Regions from separate parts of the Homo sapiens genome. Here region 1 is linked to region 2. A link is a contact called in ENCODE Hi-C data. All regions are on one chromosome and are shown on one strand. The core of a region is the stretch at or near the end of the contact, and the rest is flanking DNA. Distances in the headings are between cores, read along the strand shown. Region 1 overlaps CFAP299 (cilia and flagella associated protein 299). Region 2 overlaps LOC105377296 (a long non-coding RNA gene).

The links. A loop is a pair of places that touch in the nucleus more often than their neighbours do. Pooled maps may share reads with other maps.
Region 1: a loop to region 2 is called in a pooled map, with 12 times the contacts of the local background. The contact joins two enhancer-like sites. A Hi-C loop is called at or near these places in 2 of 37 single-sample maps with no recorded cell type and 2 of 50 pooled maps.

Annotation. Positions count from the first base shown.
Region 1 is chr4:80,875,287-80,881,781 of GRCh38, forward strand. The region is part of intron 4 of CFAP299 (cilia and flagella associated protein 299); the gene reads left to right. Among named protein-coding and RNA genes, the nearest start is that of BMP3, 150 kb to the right of the region's middle. Within about 2 kb of position 1,470, at least 3 of the 41 ENCODE cell types and tissues checked have a DNase peak (open chromatin) inside an H3K27ac peak, as active enhancers do.
Region 2 is chr4:77,584,022-77,590,394 of GRCh38, forward strand. It overlaps LOC105377296 (a long non-coding RNA gene), which reads right to left. Exons shown (of 7, transcript XR_938912.3): 3 at 5,046-5,158; 4 at 3,680-4,500; 5 at 2,571-2,704. It also overlaps a transcript of CXCL13 not described here. Among named protein-coding and RNA genes, the nearest start is that of CXCL13, 19 kb to the right of the region's middle. Within about 2 kb of position 3,055, at least 3 of the 41 ENCODE cell types and tissues checked have a DNase peak (open chromatin) inside an H3K27ac peak, as active enhancers do.

The DNA.
Region 1 (6,495 bases), core at 220-2,719, 3.3 Mb after region 2:
ATGTAAAATTGTGTCAATGTTTCAGAAACAAAAAATTTCCCACAAAATATCTTGGACTTGAAATTTTCTTTAAACTTATAAGATCTCTCATCTTGCCGGGCGCGGTGGCTCACGCCTGTAATCCCAGCACTTTGGGAGGCCGAGGCGGGTGGATCACAAGGTCAAGAGTTCGAGACCACCCTGGCCAACATGGTGAAACCCCGTCTCTACTAAAAATACAAAAAAAAATTAGCTGGCCATGGTGGCAGGTGCCTGTAATCCCAGCTACTTGGGAGGCTGAGGCAGGAGAATCGCTTGAACCTGGGAGGCGGAGGTTGCGGTGAGCCAAGATCGCGCCATTGCACTCCAGCCTGGGCAAAAAGAGTGAAACTCTGTCTCAAAAAAAAAAAAAAAAAAGATCTCTCATCTCAACTGTCATCCAGAATTAAACTGCAGCTGCTTCCTCAGATGGGGCATATTTTTACTAGATTAACACAGACTTCACTAACCACATATAGTGATACCACCATCACCCTTGAGTTACTCATGCATAGTACCTGCTAGCTTCTTTTAGGCATTTGAGTTTGTGACTTCTGGTTTAAACTGCTATCTTAGATTCTAGAGGTCATATTTTCTGTTAGCCTAGTCATGATATTCTTTGCTCACCCACTACGTGTGAGTTTATTTCAGCCCTTGGTCTCCCTCAGGTTGTTCCATACCGTGGTTACAAGGTTGAACTGCGTCAGTCTGAGATGATTATGATGATGATTTAAAAACAATGATGATGTTAACTGAGCACTTACTGTGCATAGTACTAATTAATAACTAAAGCACTGTACTAAATAATTTATATATTACATATTATATATAAATATTATATATTACATTTATAAATATTATATTATATATAATATTTCATTTTCTCTTTACAACAACCTTATAGGTTAGGGACCTGATATGGTTTGGCTGTGTCACCACCCAAATCTCATCTTGAATTGTAATCCATATAATCCTCACATGTCACGGGAGGGACCTGATGGAAGGTAATTGAATCATGGGGGCAGTTTTCTCCATACTGTTCTCAGGATAGTGAGTGAGTTCTCACAAGATCTGATGGTTTTATAAGCAACTGGCATTTCCCCTGCTGGCACTCATTCTCTCTCCTGCTTTCCTGGGAAGAGGTGCCTTCTGCCATGATTGTAAGTTTCCTGAGGCCTCCCCAGCCATGTGGAACTGTAAGTTAATTAGACCTCTTTTCTTTATAAACTTCCCAGTCTTGGGTGTTTCCTTATAGCAATATAATAATGGACTAATACAAGACCTTTTTCACATTTTAACACTTAAAAAACCTGTATCATTAAAGTGTTAGCTGGCTTAACCAAAGTTATATACAGACACATACATATGTACAACCAGAAATCCAGGACCAAACAGAGATCACTGCCATTATTTTTTTTAATTCAGTACATTATTCCATTTAAGACTTTGACATGTAAAGATGTCACTTTTGACCTCAAATCCATATCCCAATCCTTCCCAGGTCATATTTTTTTTTGTCAGAAGTGTGTCTCCTGTGACAAGACCTAATTTAGGAATATTTTTCAGAACTTTAAGCAATCCTGCTGTCCACAGTTAAGACTAGGAAATTTTGGCCATCCTGTACCCACCCTTGCCACTTCCTTCTTTCATTGAGCTTGGCAGAAAACACCCCTTTGTACTTAACCAGGCTTTCATTTTCAGTCACTGTGAGTAAGAATTATAGTGTCCCCACAGCTTTGTGTGTGGAAGAGCTCTGAACAGAATTAAAAGTGACCTGTAATTGTGGTTTCAGCCTAAAAGTCTTTAGGGAAACATTGGCCCTGACTTGTTGAACCTCAGTTATGTCCCAGGATACTTTTAGAATCTACTCATATCCTCTGAACTGTGGTTCAAAAAAATTTTGTAATATCTACTTGGAATTCTTTTACAGATAAATTTAATTTTCCAATACTTAACTCATTTTAGCTTCTCTTTATTCCAAGCTAAATATTAAGTACTGTCTCTCATGGAAAATTCAGAAATAGAGCAGAGATCCCAAAAGCCATATACTGTGCATATAACCCATAAACTAGGACTAACAATTCCTACTGAATCCTTACTAGAGTATCTGTCTGTGTCATCTAATGACAGAAATTATTCATGCACAGTTTGGTCCATTGCTTTAAAAGAAAAAGTCAGAATCCCAGAGCAATCACTTGGTAGTTTCTTTAGTTGTCTAGAATGTGTTTCCTTGAAGATTGTGTCTCTGGATAAACCTTAAGTGAATAATTAGAGATCTCACAAAACCTCTAGTTTATTGACACTGACTGTGGTTAAGACAGGATTACTCTACATAAGATTTTTTCCAACTTTTTAAAATTTTTGGTCAAAAATACACAACATAAAATTTCAGTTTAACCGTTTAAAGTGTACAGTTGAGTGACATTAAATACATTCAAATTTTTGTGCAACTTTTTCAACTTTTTATTATTAATTTTTTTTAAGTTTTGGAAAAGTTCAAAGAATAGTACAATGAAGGCTAATATACTCACAACCTAGACAAAACAATTGTTAACATTTTTCCAAACTTGCTTCAATTCTCTTTTGGTATTTTGGTGTGTGTTTATTTGTGTCTATGTTTGTACTATTTGAAAGTAGCTTACAGATTTCACCTTAAAATATTTCATCTTGCGTCTCATGAGTATAAGGACATCCTCCTACATAACATCACCATTATTTTAGATAAAAATTCATAATTATTTTCTACTGTCATCTAATGTTTAGCTCATATTTAAATTTTCTTAAGTATGTCCAAAATGTATTATAGCTACTTGTGTGAATCATCATTCAATGTATAAAAATTACATTGCTTGTGTCTCTTTACTGTCCTTTTCTTTAAAAGAGCACCTCTCTCCATACTTCCCAGCCAAATATTCTTTTCTTTGTGATGACATTGACGTTTTAAAAACACAGGACCCTTGTCTTTTAGATTGTTCCACATTCTGAACTTGTCTGATTGTTTCCTTGTGGTAATATCTGACTCATTTCTCTTATCTGTGTATTTTCTTTATACTGGGAGATAACTCTAAAGGCTTCATTTTGTTCAGTATAAATATTTCTTTTAGACAAGAACTTCTCCATTACATATTGCATCATATCAGGAAGCACCTAATGTCAAGTTGTCTCATTATCAGTGATGCTCAGTTTGACCTGTTGGTTAAAGAAGACTTGCTATATCATTCCTCTAAAAAGATATATTTTCCTTTTTTAACAAAATTTAATACCTAAACTAGTATGAAATAACTTTTGTGTATTTATGTAAGCCTACTTGTTTTTCTGTTTTTTTCTTTAAAATTTACATTTTACAAGAAAGTATATTAGTAGCAAATTAACTTTGCTTTCCACAGTTATTTTCATTTAATTTTCTAAATTAGAAGAAAGGATAGTACTTGTGAAAACAGAATTTAAGTAGAGTTAAAGCTGTAAGTGGAGCTTGCAGGAATTGTACACAACTTTCAATGTAGAAATAAGCTATGCACCAAAATTAAATTGTTTATTGTTTAGAACTCAGAATCATTTTCCTTGAGATATTGTCTTATCAGAGATAGTTTGTCAGGTCATGTCACAAATTTTCAAACCCATTATTTCCATGGAAAACTTAATTTTATTTTATGTGGCAAAAATAAACTTGAGGACATTAAATAAATATTTCTACTGTCCTATAGCTTCCCTATCTCATCTCTTATGATGACTGTATCATTTGGGTTAATAAAAGAAATAAGGATGCACCATGATCATTATTCTTTAGATAACATTTCCATGGGCACCACACAATAAAATCACTAAGGTAAATGATGCTTCAGGGGACACATTTCACCCTCTGGGGCATCAGGAAATATCAGTTCCTATTCTTGGAGTACATGTAACTCAGTATATTTCAGGAAGAATTTGTGCAGTGGTCCAACATTAGCAACTTCAGTAGCCCTATAAGTCTAGTGATAATTGGAAATCTAAAATCTAGAGATGCTTAAGTACAAACCCCACAAATGAAGAGAGAAATAATTAGCTTGCTTATGGACAACAGGGTAGATGTAACAAAAATGGGACTAGATCTTAGGTCTCCTAATCCCTAGTCCAATTTTTTTTTAACATTCCAGCATGCTGTATATTTATCTATTCTTTGATTGCCTGACCATTACACATTAGAAGAATTACATGTTAATTTAGCTGTAGAAGTGACAGTATAATGTTAACTTGTTGGTTACTTGGATCTAAAAATCTCATCTCTGTATTTTCATTTGTTTTTAACACTCGGCATTTTTACTTTCAATCGAAATTTATGTTTAATTTTTATTTATTTTTTACATATTATTTTTAAAGAGTGTGAGTGAAGCAGATAAGCCCTCAAGATGTGTAATTTTAATTAATGAACATACTTTACAATCTGTTAACATGTGTATGCACCACTGTGCCAAAATTTAATGAAATGGGTTAATGGCACTTATTAAAGTTGTTCGGCTTCTCTAGTCATAACACAGAATTCAACCTTTTCCTCCATTTCTTATATTCAAATAAATAAAGTGATAAATGAGTCTAAGCATGAAAAGTCAAGTCAGTCAGAATGCCTACATACCTTCTTATTATTTCCTATAATCTGTCTTTACTATCATTCATGCATTTGGAGGTCTACAAAGTCAGACCTTTGGGATTCTATTGTTTAAATTCCAGGATAAACTGAGTACCAAAGTCCTTTGACTGTGATGCACTGTCAAGAAAGTTCAGAAAATGAACATAAAAAATGAAGAATGGGAAAAAGAAATGAGGAAAGAAAGGAGAAACAGGAGGAGGGAAGCGGGGAGAAAGGGGGGGAGAGAATCTATTCAAACAAGAAAGGAAGGAGGGAAGAGAGGATGGAAATGGCTTGAAGTTCATGAAAACACCTCCAAATTAGGAAGTCTTCTTGAATGCCTTTTGTATAAATACATGAAATGAGTTCATTTAAATAAGAATTATTGCTTTGAGAGAAGGTGGGGGAATGTCAGCAAGACAGAAAAGTAGAAAGCCATAGCTTTTATTTCTCCAGAAAAAAAAAATGTCAATATAACAACAGTATTAGTACCAAAATATTTTGAGGAGAAATTCAGAATGCGGTTAAGAAATATAATCGTCCAGGTGTAGTGGCTCACGCCTGTAATCCCAGCACTTTGGGAGGCCGAGGCGAGCAGATCACAAGGTCAGGAATTTGAGACCAGCCTGGCCAATATGGTGAAATTCCATCTCTACTAAAAAAAAATTAGCCAGATGTGGTGGTGGGTGCCTGTAGTCTCAGCTACTTGGGAGGCTGAGGCAGGAGAATCACTTGAACCCAGGAGGCGGAGGTTGCAGTGCGCCAAGATCACACCACCGTACTCCAGGCTAGGTGACAGAGCGAGACTCCGTCTCAAAAAATAAAATAAAATAAAATAAAATAAAATTAAATTAAATTAAAATTTTAAAAAGATGAAATTTTACTTTATCCATGTGGGTTCTTCCCCAAAACAATCTTAGTTTAACACTGAGAAGCTTGCCTTAGTACATGATTTCTCCTATAGTGGGGAAAGTGAGATTGCAGTGTGTGCCTGGCCACCTAGCCTCCTGCCTTTGCAGGGTGCCCTTCTTGCAGCTGGATTCTTTTTGGCCTCGTACTGAGCACTGAACCACCTGTAGATGCCAGTCCTCTAAACAACTAGAAATAAAGGAAAGAGAAGAGAATTCCCTCACAGCCAGCATTGCTATTCAAGATAAGGAAAAGGCACAGAACTGAGGTTGTATCTCTAGGAGGAAAGGAAGAAAGTGAAGGGAATTCTATTGCAGGCATTTCAGAACCCTCTATGGAGTGAGGTTCTTTCTCATCTCATACTAAATGCTGAAGGACTGGCAGAGCCCAGTTCCAAGGAAAGGGGAGGGCAGCCCCTAACAGCTCTGTGAGATTGGAAATAAGGTGCATAACAGAGGTTCTTCCTCCAGAAAAGACAGAAAGAAGTGAAGGGGCCTTATCTCCTGCAACTCAGAGTGCCCTCCATGGAGCCAGTTTCTATCTTGCATCATAACAAGCACTGAATAACCAGCAGAGCTCAATCCCTGGAAAGGTATGCAACAAAGAAAGGAGACAAACATCGTCTTATAGCTGGCACTGCTCTATAAAATTGGAAAAAGCACAGAACTGAGGCTTTTCCTCCAGGGGGAAGAAAGTTTCCAGTAAGTTTCCAGCCTTACAGTGTGCTCCTTGTTGAGTTGGCCTCTATCTTGCCTCATATTAGGCACTATTGACCAGTGTGTATGCCTCTCTGAGTCTGGACTAGTACATAAAGCTTGGAAGAGGTATCTGCTTCTTTAAATGTACAGACAACAAAGTAAACCTACAAGGAATATGAAGAATTAAGAAAACATAACAAAATTTAAATAAGAAAACAATTTTTTAGTAACTAACCCAAGATAAATGGAGATCTGTGAATTGCA
Region 2 (6,373 bases), core at 1,805-4,304:
GGGCTAAGGATGCCACTGAGATTGTTCTCAAAAATGAAGGGGCAACAGGAGTCTATGGTGGAGGTCCATTCCATGCCATTGATTTAGGACATTGCATTCAAGTGTAGGGCCAAAGCACAGACCAATAACATGATTCCATGGCCTAGATAGTCTTTAAATATCATTCCTCAAAGACTATGGTGGCCACAATAGATGGCTATTCAAGATTTGTATCCCAACCACTGATGAGCACGCACCTTCCCAACTCCTCTCACATCACAGTTCTGTTCTTATTGCCTTGGTCTATTCACCATTCCCCCAACATGCCCTAAGTCCATCAGCATGCCTTGTCTTCATTAGACAGTTGATGGGACTCATGTGGGTTGAGAACAGGGAAGAAGATCATTCAGGTAAAATATTTCATTGATGTTGTTCTAATATGCAAAAAATACAAAAAGTAACACTCTTTCCTCAGCTGCTACCAGAAATGAAAATAATCTCAACATTTGACAGAAAGTAAAATTAGATTGTTTCAAAGTCTTCTAAAAATCTGAGTTCTCCTTAGAAGAGACATTTTTAACAGTTTGGAGACACTGGATAGAAGCCATGGCTGAATTTGAGTTTCTAGGGCACAGGAAATGCTGAGGAGTGAGCTGAGTTGGGAGAAGGAGCATGATGATCAGCCCAGAAGATCCAGTGCCTTGACTGTTTGGGAAAGCTGGGGTCAGGAAGAAATTGCCTGGAAAAAAGCTGGAAAGTCCAGTCAAGGGCTTCTGCCCCTCAGGCGAGTGCTGGGAGAAAAGTTGGGAATGCCAATCTGCTTTTTCTCCTCTAGGTTTTTTTCACTAATGGCAAAAGGAAGGAGAAATACTAGGCATCACAATCCAAGAATATAAGATTCAATTACCCCAACCCTAAGGCCACTTTCATGACAAATATGACTTACACTTGTCTAGAGCCCAATATATGCTCTAAAGATTTTTTCTTCTTTAAAGACTTCAAATGAAGTGTGCTCATGGCTGGCTGAGCACATCATGTTGCCATGAGCTCATGACTACTTGCAAGCTTTCCTGAAGTAGAGCTCCAAATCACACACGTCTGGCCACCATCTTACAGCATGACTGCATCCTGGAATCCCATCAGGCCACTGGAAACAGGCTTTATCAAAGCTGTTTTCTGAAACCTGGCTTTAAAAATTGGGAGAAAGGCTTCTTTATTCAATAAAAATCTTGATCTTAGCATTCTGGTTATTTAAAACCTCTCTTCAGGTATGGATGCACAGGAGCAGGGGGACTTGGTTAATGTGAATCAGGAATTTTAATTTAATGAAAAATTATTGCAAACGATGTTTATTTAAATCATGATTAAATCTCAAGGTCTGCAGAGCAGGTTGCGGCTGATGTCATTGGCTGCCATTTACTGTCCAGAAAGCTGCACTACTGATTCCTAAACGTCCTCAGCCACATCGTGTGAGTCTTTCTCATAACATGCACAAAAACGAGAACTAGCAGTCTGGGTAACAAAGCCTTTGACCTGCTGATGGGTGAAAGCTGCCGTTAGCTCTGTGCTTGCTTCAGAGCTGCCACTCCTTTCCTTTCCTACACCAGTCTCAGAGAGACGCTGTGTCACCCAGTGGACACTAAAGTGATGGCTTTTTAAACCTAATCAATGACTAATGATAGGTCACCATAGTCTCTTGAAGAATATTTTCTTAGAACTAGACTTTTGTGGTAAAACACCTGGTTATCTATGCTTTGGGTACTTCAAAATATTTGAGAAGCTATAATAGGCCCCAAAGCAGCTGAGTGATCATCTTTCTGCTTCCATAGGGCACGCGGCAGGCCTCATCATGAGGGATGAAATCTACACTTGCTGGTTCTCCTGTGGACTTGGAATTTACCATCACAAAGATAATTCAGACCTAGCACTTCCCAGAGGTTGAGCCCCAGTACATTGATTGAGGAACTGTCAAAACAGGCTTGCAAAAATATAGTATATTTTGAGTGTTTACATTTAATAAATTAACACTTGTGAAACACTATAAACAATGCAACATAATTGTGTGATGACTTGTAAAAATTAATTCAGGCTGTGCAGTTTTATAATGGGGTAATTGTATAGTTGCATGAGAAAAAAGTCCTTTTCACATTTATCCTGAATCTCAGTGACCATATGCATAACCTCGTTTGAAGTTAAGGTGAAAGTCTAAATTTGACATATTTTGTGAATAAGAGGCCTGGACCAATGCCATCCTAGATAAGCTACTTGTTCTCCCTGTTCTCAAAGGGACACAATGAAATCACATGTAAAAAATATTTTTGAGTAACAAGATAATTGAATTTGGTGAGAGAGTGCTGTTCTTAAAATCGGTATGTTGGCAGGATGGTTCTTTCCATCTTTGCTGAAGTTTGCTATATCTCCGGTCCTAACGTTTTTGAGCAAAGTTTACTGCATATCTCTTGCCAGGTCAGCTGAATATGAACTTAAAGGGACCTAACAAAACAGGCAGTATGCATCGATGATTTAGAATTCCACTGTGCCCACGAGGACAAGTAAGAGCAAGCGCCTTGGGCAAAGGACATGGGTATTACCTCCATAACATGCTGTGCTAGGCTGCATATTCAGGACAGGATCTCTGACAGTGGAGAAATAACGACTTTCTGATGGACTGCTAGGGTGCCAGCATGGATTTTCCTGGCTTCAGTGGAATAACTCATTTTTCCATCTGTAAATAGAGTACTGAGACATTATCTTCATATATGCTTGATGTTAGTCAGGGGCACTTCGGGGTACAATTTTGAAGCTCTAGGGAAATTTTATAGCAAAGGTTAAAGTCCAGAGAGGAAAAGAGTCTAGATAGCAATTGAAAATTGGGCACAAATGAAGTATAGTTTGACCCCCACATCTCCTGCCTACAAACTGCAGACCCAGCTGCAGTAGGTGGTAGTGAAATAAGGGAAGTTCTAGGGGGGACTCCGTCCTCTTCAGCAAGTGACAGATGGTGTGAAACCACACGGTAGCTTGGCAGTATGGGGCGGCTGCTGCTTAGTCACTCCTAACTCAGGAACCTAGTATTGAAACTTGAACAGCCTTCCCTGTCTGGCTATAATGCAGCCCAGACATCCCTTGTCAACAAGTTAGTCAACAGTGCTCTGAACAATATCCGGTAAGTCTGATGTCTTACTTGCCGAACCAGTCAAAACAAGAAAAGTGGGCTCTGTTGGAACATTCCCTTTGGTTAACTGAAGATCTCTAGTTTCATTTCTCCCCACCACCATCCCCTTTGTTCATTCACTTGTGCATTCAGTCAGCAGAGGAGCCAGGGGGATATGACGAACTTTCACTGGTTATATACTATGTGCTGGTTACAGTTTAAGGAATACGAAGCTGTAAGGTTTGCTCTCTTTCTGCAGGAAGCTCACAGTCCAGCTAAGGAGACACGTGCAAAAATAAACAATGGTGATCCTTAGGGGTAGATACAATACTGGAGGTGGTACTTGGTACAATGGTGGCTCATAGGAGGGAGAGACAGAATTGCTTAATTGGATCCTTCACAAAAACTGATATTCATCATGATTCAACTTCCACTGTATGCCAGGTACAGTACCAAATATTTTACCTGTTTTATCTCATTTAATTCTCCATTGACTACCATTTCAAAGATTATTAAAACAAAGCTCCAGGAAAACAAGTAACATACCCAAGGCCATGAAACTAGTAAGAGGAAGAGCCAGGATTCAAGTCGAAGTCAGTCTGTCTTTTCAGTTCTCTGATGCTCCTCACCGAGTAATCCGTTGCAAGGATAACGAGCGTGAAACTGTCTGGTACGTTACCCTGCGAAGCAGGGTCATATAAGGGAATGGCGGCCATGGGGGCTGGCTTGAGCCAGAAACAACTCCTGCTCCTGGCTGCAGAGGGAACTGGATGGGGAGGCAGCCCTCACAAGTGACCAGCACTTGTCACTACCCTGTCCTTGCCTGCTTCTTTCAAGGGATGCAGGTTCCCACCTACTCAGCCTCATCCACACTCTTGAAGGGTGCTGATGTAGGGCACCAGTATCCATGGCCAAGGGGATTTTGATCTGGCTTCCTTTGCATATCTTGAATTTTTTTCTTTTCTGACCCTACAAAGGATTAAAAAAGGAAATGCCTCTTTCATTAAATATTATGACACCTACCTGAATTTTCCTGGAGGGCCATCCCCCCGTTCTCACCATTTAGTCTTCTTAGAAAAAGTTCTAGTGAACAATCAAATGTGATTGAGAATTTGGGTACATACTTTCTACCATTTCTTAACCCCATTACTGCCCCTGAGGCATAAGATAAACTATGACTAGAAAGAGTGGCCACGGTTGGGGTAGGCGGGGAAGTTGATTGGTCCTGACCCCCAGGGATTCAGGTGTGACACCTGTCCACCTTTGAGGATCACTATTCTGGCAGTTCAGTGTCATTGCTGCCTTCATATCTGTGTCAGCTTAGTTGTTCCTCTTTGTAGCACATCACTGACAATGCTTGGAGCCTGCTAAGAGAGCACAGCAGAAGAATTATTTTTAAATATGTAATTTTTTCTTATTTGTCCTTGGCATGTGTATTTGTCAACAGTGGAGCTTCTCTCCACAACTACCTACCTAGCTAATATTCTGTCTTTTGGATACTCAGTTCTCTCTAGCCTGAGACATGAATCTGGCTCTATCTTCATTCTCTTGATCCATCTCACAGATCCTCTTTCTCTGGTTCTTTTCCTGGATTAATTTCTTGGGCTCTGACCACTTCCAACCCTCCCTTCTCAAGCATAGATAAACGAGAACAAAGCTGAACTCTCCCATAGCAATCACTGCTCACTACTATTAAAACCACTACATGTAGTAATGGAGGTGAATCAAACTCAGGAAGACTAGGATAGAAAATTTCCTTTTATGACTACCAGAAATGAAAATTACCCCCATGGTTGAAGCAGTTTCCTCTTAGCCACTTCTATTTTCACTCTGTCTAGATTTCTATTTTAGGCCGATGTGGTTGGAAAGGCTTATAGAACATATACCTTTTGCAATTTATAGAAATGCTTACAAGAGCCTTCCTTTGATATTGGGCAGAGTTGAGGAAATTGTCCAGAGTTACAGTAGTCCACCCTTATCAACAGTTTCGCATTCCGCAGTTTGTTATCCACAGCCAATCACAGTCTGAAATTATTAAAAGGAAAATTACAGAAATAATTCATAAGTTTTAAATTGTGCACTGTTCTAAGTTGTGTGGTAAAATCTCATGCCATCCTGCTTCATCCCATCTGGGACACTAATCATCCCTTTGTCCAGCACATCCACACCATCTATGTATCCAGCCCTTTGTCACTTAGTAGCCTTCTTGGTTATTAGAGCTACTGTCTCGGTATCACAGTGCTTGTGTTCAAGTCACCCTTACTTTACTTAAAAATGGCCATAAAGCTCAAGAGTAGTGATGCTGGCATATTGTTATAATTGTTCTGTTTTGTTACTATTAATCTCTTACCGTGCCTAATTTATACATTAAACTTTATTGTAGGCAGGTATGTATGTATCAGAAAAAAAAAACCTAGTACATATAGGGTTCTGTATTATCCCCAGTTTTAGACATCCATTAGGAGTCTTGGAACATACACCCCACGAATAAGGTGGGGGGACTACTATCTACCAAAGTTCTACTTTCTGACCTCAGGGCTGAACACCAAGTGCTTGACACAGAGTTGGCATTTGTTAAGTGTTTGAGAGATATTATATGCTTTTCTGGAGACATGGACATTGACAGATACTCATGTTTTCAACTGGCCCAAGCTGTCTAGTGCTTCTTTCGCATCAATTAGACAGAGGAAATTAGGAAGAGGTTCATTCCATTCAACAGACAACACACTGAAACACTGCCTGTGTTACCATCAGAATAGTAATTCCACTTTTCTCTCCTTTTTTAATTATCCCAAACACCTACATATACATTCCCCATATTCGCATCTCCCATATGCCGCAAGTACGTGGCCCAGGTAAATGCTCTATAAATATTGATGATTGAAGCCTATTGATCATTTTTATTAACATAGGATTACAGCCTCTTGGAATATGTAGAGGAGTTCCAAGGTAGTCAGAGACGTTTGTACTGCGTGGCTCCGGGAAAAGGTAAGATATATTTTTAATTCAGAAGAGGATAATATCCTAAATTTATATATAAATTGCTAACCACCTACCACACATGTCAGAAATGTCATTTTAGGGAATGTCTCTTCTGTCTTTAGAAACCAGTTTCCATAGGAGGAAAAAGCAGCCTAAGGTAAAAGTCTTTCTCTTCCCAGCAGCGTAATAAGTGAGCCAAGGTCAAAAGTCACCATCCTACTTCAAAGAAGCTGACAGCTGTGGGGGATTCACAGAGGC